Regions from separate parts of the Homo sapiens genome. Here region 2 is linked to region 1. A link is a contact called in ENCODE Hi-C or POLR2A ChIA-PET data. All regions are on one chromosome and are shown on one strand. The core of a region is the stretch at or near the end of the contact, and the rest is flanking DNA. Distances in the headings are between cores, read along the strand shown.

Evidence for each region. A loop is a pair of places that touch in the nucleus more often than their neighbours do. ChIA-PET counts read pairs that join two places held with the same protein, here RNA polymerase II (POLR2A). Pooled maps may share reads with other maps.
Region 2: a loop to region 1 is called in a map of CD8-positive, alpha-beta T cell, with 34 times the contacts of the local background. The contact joins two enhancer-like sites. A Hi-C loop is called at or near these places in 102 of 168 maps with a recorded cell type or tissue (A673, CD14-positive monocyte, CD4-positive, alpha-beta T cell and 57 more), 37 of 37 single-sample maps with no recorded cell type and 50 of 50 pooled maps. POLR2A ChIA-PET finds 5 or more read pairs at or near these places in 5 of 52 experiments (AG04450, Caco-2, H1 and 2 more).

What each region holds. Positions count from the first base shown.
Region 1 is chr5:150,128,190-150,131,594 of GRCh38, reverse strand. PDGFRB (platelet derived growth factor receptor beta) reads left to right here. Exons shown (of 23, transcript NM_002609.4): 9 at 933-1,056; 10 at 1,627-1,838. Among named protein-coding and RNA genes, the nearest start is that of PDGFRB, 26 kb to the left of the region's middle. RefSeq lists enhancers at 1,057-1,667, 3,304-3,405. Within about 2 kb of position 1,519, at least 9 of the 41 ENCODE cell types and tissues checked have a DNase peak (open chromatin) inside an H3K27ac peak, as active enhancers do.
Region 2 is chr5:150,215,457-150,218,861 of GRCh38, reverse strand. No RefSeq gene overlaps it. Among named protein-coding and RNA genes, the nearest start is that of SLC6A7, 27 kb to the right of the region's middle. Within about 2 kb of position 1,626, at least 2 of the 41 ENCODE cell types and tissues checked have a DNase peak (open chromatin) inside an H3K27ac peak, as active enhancers do.

The DNA of each region.
Region 1 (3,405 bases), core at 270-2,769:
TAGGGGAAGACAAACACTAACAGTAGGGAGGAAAACCCCAGCAAATTACATAGGTTAGAAGGTAACTAACACTGCGGGAGAGGAAAAACAGGGGCCGGGTAGGGAAGGTTGAGAGTGCTGGGCACAGAGTGATGGTGTGAGTTGCATTTTTGATACAGTGATCAGGGCTGAGGAAGTGACATTTGCATGAAGACCTGAAGAAGGTGAGGACATTAGCTTAGTGGATATTTGGGGAAAGGGTACCTCGGGCAGTGCAAAGGCCAGAGCAATCACTGAAAGGCTTGTGTGGTTGGAACAGGGCTGTTGGGGAGAGTGGTGGGAGATGAAGTCAGAACGGGGATAGGGCAGTGGGGGCTGGGAGAAGGGCAAATCGCATAGGTCTTTGTGGGCCTGGTGCAGACTTTGGCTTTTACTATGACCGAAATGAAGAGCCATGGCAGGGTTTTGAGCAGAGAAATGACATGATAATGACTTAATGTTTTGTTAATTGACTTTCTAAAAACAAATTTATTTTGAAAGACAAAATGTAACCTCTCTATTGTAGGTGGAAAATCGGCATCACATGTCATAAATATAAAGCAACCACTAAAATAAACTCAGAGAAGACCAAACAATGCTATTAAATGCTGGCTTCATGAGCTTGGTGGCCCAGGGTTCTGAGCTTGAGGCCTAGCCTCCCTTTGTTAAAAGGGAAGATTAGCAAGTCTCAGAGAGGTGTTAAAGACAGACTAGCACCCTGCTGAGGCGTTCCCTTTGAAGTACCCAGAAGGGAACCCATCGGTTTTCACACTGATTCCTGGTATTTAATGTTCACCTGCAGTCTACAGCCCTCCTCCCCCAAGAGAGTCTCTGGGCCAGGTCCTCCCCTGAGGACCTGTCCTGTTAACTGTCCTGACCCTCCCGCCTCCTAACTCAGTGCTCTCTCCATGCAGTCCCTGTCCGAGTGCTGGAGCTAAGTGAGAGCCACCCTGACAGTGGGGAACAGACAGTCCGCTGTCGTGGCCGGGGCATGCCCCAGCCGAACATCATCTGGTCTGCCTGCAGAGACCTCAAAAGGTGAGCAGACCTGGGCCTCAGTCTCCCAGTGTCCCCAGCTGGCTAGAAAAAGCTCGTGAAGGTTATCTAGTCCCGCCCGTTCTTCTTGGCATATTGTTCCGGGCATAGAGTTGCATCCTAGGAGGCCAGGTCACCACCTCCTTGGTCCTACTCTGTATGACCTAAATGGTCCCTTTTCCTTACCTTTACCCCTGGGCAGTTTGGCCTAGCAAAGTGCAGGGTCTGAGCCCCAGAGACCTCACCCGCCCTGTAGATCAGTTCTGCACTCCTGGCCAGGTCGATTCTAATGCAGTGGACAGAGGCAGGATTCAGTGCAGGTTCTGCCTCTACCCCATACGCCGTGTGACCCCGTGGGTCAAATAAGAATGGATTTTGCAATCCACGTTGTCAGTTCTGGGATGGGAGCACCCCCTGCTGACCAGTAGAGGGAGCACAGGAGGAGCCCGCTCGGAAACAGGCAGTGGGACATAGGAACTGGACACGTCCTGCCTCCTTCCACCAGTTTCTCCTCAGTTTCCCTGTCTGCAAGGGGAAGGGGCTGGCAGCCAACCCTACCGGCTCTCCTGGCAGGTGTCCACGTGAGCTGCCGCCCACGCTGCTGGGGAACAGTTCCGAAGAGGAGAGCCAGCTGGAGACTAACGTGACGTACTGGGAGGAGGAGCAGGAGTTTGAGGTGGTGAGCACACTGCGTCTGCAGCACGTGGATCGGCCACTGTCGGTGCGCTGCACGCTGCGCAACGCTGTGGGCCAGGACACGCAGGAGGTCATCGTGGTGCCACACTGTGAGTCCCCAGCCTCAGTGGCCCCTGACGATCCCAATCCCTACCTTAATCCTGCCTAATTGGTAATGTGCCCATGTACCCACAGCAGGCCAAAGGAGTTAGCATGCCCAGGGGCAAACAGGAGCATTGTGAAACCCTGTTGTGTACATGCATAGGAACACATTCTGGCAAACACAATATGGGTACACACGTGTACAAACACAAGTCTGTAAGCCATGGATATGAATATCCTTCAGTGTGGTGTACATATACTATATGTATGTCGTAAGCCATGTACATGAGCATGCCTGTTCCTTGAACATAGGTGCAAATCCTCTGTGTGTAGATATGTAAATCGTCTACTGAAGAATGCCCAATCTCCAGTCACTCCTGTAAAGCTAGAGTGTATGTGTATAAGCATACACCTGTGCACTATGCCTGTCCATGTATGTAAACCCACCACGTGTTTGTAAGCCATGTACATGAGCATGCCTAATTCCCAGACATCTGTTTAAACCCCACAGTGTATGTCTGTATGCATGTACCGGTGGGTACACAATTCCTGTACATGTGTACAAGCAATGCATGTACAATTCCTTTGCATGCATGCAAACTGGCATAGTGCATGTCTGTAAGCATATAATTGGAGCACACCTTTCTAGAAAAGTGTACAAGCATAATTCCCGTACACATGTGCCTGCTGTACAATGTACATCTGTTAGCAGGTACACATACACGTGTAATTTCTGTGCGTATGAACAATGCCTACCAGTGTCTTGATGCTTTTGTGTATCTAGCTGCCCGTCCTTATGCATACATGCACCTGTATGAGTGTGCTTCATTTATTCACCTTTCTTCTTCATTCGATAAATATGAGGACCCAACTTCTCATTGAAGTATAAAGGTCAAAGGGCTCAGCCCTGCCTGGACCTCCTAGTACCCATAGTCCAGAGAGAGAAGGCAGACAAGGAACTTGGCAATTCCCTCCGGGATCACCACATTAGGGGCAAAGCCTGGAGGGAGAAGGGGTCCCATGCCCAGCTATGGGATTCAGGAAAGTATTCTAGAAAAGGAACCTTTAGGTGAAAACCTGAAAAATGACTAGAAGTTAGCCTGGTAAGGAATGGTGTCCCACTCAGAGGGAATGGCCTGTGTAAAAGCCCAGAGGCAAAATGAGTTCCTAGAAATGAAAAGAGTTCAACTCAATCTGGCTGGAGGATCGAGTGTGTGGATACTTAGGGGCTGGAAGGGTGGCAGATAAAGGGGAAGGAAGTGCTATGGGATGGAGCTACAGGGGTCGGCAGATCTAGAGCAGGCAGGGCTCCAAAGGCCATGTGAGGCATCTTGGTCTCTGTGTATGCAGGTCCCTGGGCATGTTCAGGCACGTGCCTGTCTAGAGCTGCCTCCTGTCCCCTGCCCTGTGGTGGATGGGTGGGCTTCTTTCATCCCCTCATTTCACCCATGCTCCCACACATGCATACACATTCTCTGAGCAAGTGGGTATCTGGGCAGACAGTGTGGACAGCCTGAGTGGAAGACCAGCTCTGAGCCAAGGCAGATGTGACACTTTTGTGTGACTAAAGCCTGA
Region 2 (3,405 bases), core at 377-2,876, 87 kb before region 1:
TTTTCAGTGCTCAAAACAGGACAGCACCAGGCCAACCAGACAAGCTGGTCACCCATCCATTGCCCAGAGGCCTGGATGCCACGGGGCCAAGGAAAGGTGCCCATCGGAGCCCACAGTTCCCTCTAGACCATACTCCGGGTGCCTGGCACTCCAGAATCCCTGCACCAGCTGCCTTCCGGGTCTATCCTCACTGCTGGTGTGTGGAATGGCCAGGGGCAGTGTCTATAGGGAGTGTGCCCCTTGCACACAGGGGAGGACCTTCACAGTAAGAACACAGGCCAAGGCTGAGAAAAGCAAGAGAGGCTTGGGGGCTTCCATTTGCCACCTTTGCGGATGATGTTTTAAATTTGAATTAGATGCCAATAGTAAAAAATGAAGAGTTTTTTATTATTGCGGACATCACCGATGTCCTCAAGGGTTTAGTGGCAGGCGTCCTCCCAGCCCTGCCTTCACTTGCCCCAGTGGCTCCTGCCTGGCCCCTGCAGAAAGCTTTGAGGGCTTGGGTGGTCATTGTGTCCCTTCACCAGCAGGTGGCAGCACAGGAGCAGGTTTCAGGCAGTCCTTGGCCCTAGTACGTCTACCATGCCCTGTGAGATATCCTTTAACTCTCAAAAAGTACCGACTCCACTTAAAACACTATTATTATCTCACAGGAGAATGATGCTCTACAGTTCACAAAGTGCTTTCACAACACCTCTTGTCCTAGTTACAACAGTCCTATTTTGAAGATGAAAATGATGAGACTCAAAGGCAAAGAGACTTCTTGCAAGACTCTGACCAGTGCTCACCCCAGCCTTCTAACTCAGAGCACAGTGCTCTGTTCCCTCCAGGGGCCTCCCCTGCCCTGGTCGGTGCTGCCCTGTCCCTGGTCTCTGGACAGCCAGCGAGGAGTGACTGGGATTCTTAGGACCTCCTCCCCTTTTGACACTCTGTCCCCTTCCAGCTACTGTCTTCTCTCTCGGTTGTCTACACCCACAGTCTCCATACTCCAAAGGGCACTGCAGAGGGCCATTTCCCTTGCATTTTCCCACTGAGCGCACTGTGACACCTTCTCACCCTTCAGGACATGGCTCCAGCATCTTCTCTGGGAAGTTCCCTCACCCTCCCCAGCCTCCCCCGTCCCTGGGCTAGGTCCCTCCATGGGCTTCCACAATCTGCTCCACCTTCCTCACCACAGATCTCTGGTTTGAAGTCACCTAAGCAAGTTTCTGCAGAACTGTGTGCTCCTTGAAGGCAGGACAGCATCTTGTCCGTGCTCCGGATGTACGTGGCAGATACTGTCATTCTTGCATAGAGAAGACCCCTAGCAGATGTGCCCCTGGAATGAAGGAGGAGTGGAGGCTGTGTGGGCATGAGTATTCCACCCACCCAGAAATAACAACGGTTAACAGTGGGAACTGACTGAGTGCCAGGCACGCCCCACCTCTTTTATAGGTGCTCTCTCAATCTTCAGCATACCCCTCCACTGAGGGCACTACTATTCTCTTTATTCCGTTAATAAGAAGGTGCCCAGAGGAAAGGAACCCACCCAAGATGGCCCAGGGCACGAGGGAGGGAGGTGAGATTGAGGCTCTCAGCTGCTGTGAACACCTGCTTCCCACACCTGCTTCCCACACCTGCTTCCCTGGGGCATGCTGTGGCTGGGCTGGGCTCCAAGGAGGGCTCAGTGATAAGCTAGACCTGTCTCATGACTTCTGTCCCCCAAGAATCTCTGATGCCATTCCAGACAGTGAGAGACATGCAAAGAGCAAGAACTCAAGGAAGGCTGGGATGGGGGCTGGATCTGGAGGTGCAAAGTGTGCAGGAGCCCAGAGGAAGGAGAAGGAGAGATGGTGACTGGGCTGGATAAAACTTCGTGGGGTGCTTGATGGGATGGAGGCAGGGAGAGTGTGGAGGCCAGAGCAAAGGCTGGGAGCCCAGAACTGTGGCGGCAGGGTGAGCAGAACAGGCTTGGGAGGAGGCCATGGGGGCCGGAGGTGTCTAAGGGCTGAGTGAGCCCCGAATCTGCCATGATGTGGTGCCTTCTCAGGGCATGGGTTGTGCTAAATCTTTCAGGAAACATCCCCTGGCAGGTGCTGGGGGGTGTGCATAGGGCAGGGTGGGGCAGGTCCAGTCCCGTGGAAATGCCCTCTCCTTGTCCTTCCTCCTGGGACCAGCCCTGCCCTCCCTTCTCCACCCAGGGCCACCAAAGTCTCAGAGGCCACTTCCCTCAGGACGCCCTGGCCCAGCCATTCCTTCCCAGACCCAGGGCCTCAACTGGAGGTGGAGGGAGCTGGAGGGGGATGACTCCTTCCTTCCAGGAGAAAAGGGAGGACTGTCAGCATCCTCTCCCAAAGTGACCTTGGAGGAGTCACATCCCCTCTCTGGGCCTTCGTTTCCTCATATTACAATGACACTGAACCTGTGGGCCCCATATGTGAGAACTGAGCTGGCTGCTGCAGATTCACCAGGGAGTTTGCTAAACACACAGATGTTTTGGGCCCCACCCTCACAGAATAAGAGCCATTCTTCTGGGCAGGGGTCCAGGCAGCTGTAGTTTTAGTAAAAGCCCAGGTTTGGGAATTTGCATGGAGCATCCCTTCCCCCTCCCCGCATTGTCCCCACCCCGTTTCCACAGTCACAATGGCAGCCTGAAGATGCAGTTATCAGGGAGCCCCACCCCAGGCTTCCCACTTCCCTGTCCTCCCCTGACTCAGCTAGATCAATATTGACCATAGGCCCCTCCCCTGCCTCTAAGTCCTACCACCCTAAGCCCCAAAGCTCTCTGAGACCCTGACCTCGGATCAGCAGAATCAAGGTCAAGCCAGGCTTGGGACTGTGATGATTTTATTGCTGTGCCCACGCTCACCCTGTATCCCCCTACTCCTAGTGATTGGGCAGGGCATTTGGCTCACTGGAAAAACCTTCAGGGCTCTGAATCCTTAAACTCATTCTGCAAGAGAACTGAGACTTCCTTCCTACTAGGCAGAGCCAATCCCAATCCATCTCCGAAGAGGGGTGCTGCTCCCCTCCCTAGCTCCCGTGGCATGGTCCCCAGCAGAAGGCTGCATGGAGTGGGTGGGAGCAGAGAGCTCCCTTTTCCTCACCTCCCTCCACCAAGGCACCTCTGCAGAGCCCTCTGTCCTTGTTCAACCCACTTGTTTTATAGATGGGGACACTGAGGCTGGGTCCTCAGGGCACACAGATGGTGCTGGCAAGCCTGGGCCTCCAGTTTAGCCTGTCCCTGGCTCCAGGCACACCAACTCCCAGCCTCTTTCTCCCCAGGCTGGTTGGAGGTGGGAGCTGAGCCTCAGTTTCCTTATCTGTACAAGGGAGAGCTGGCTAATGAGATGCATCCCATCTAGAGGGTTCCTGCATGCCACATTTTGTGCTAAGCACTTTGATCACATTTTAAAAATATGTATT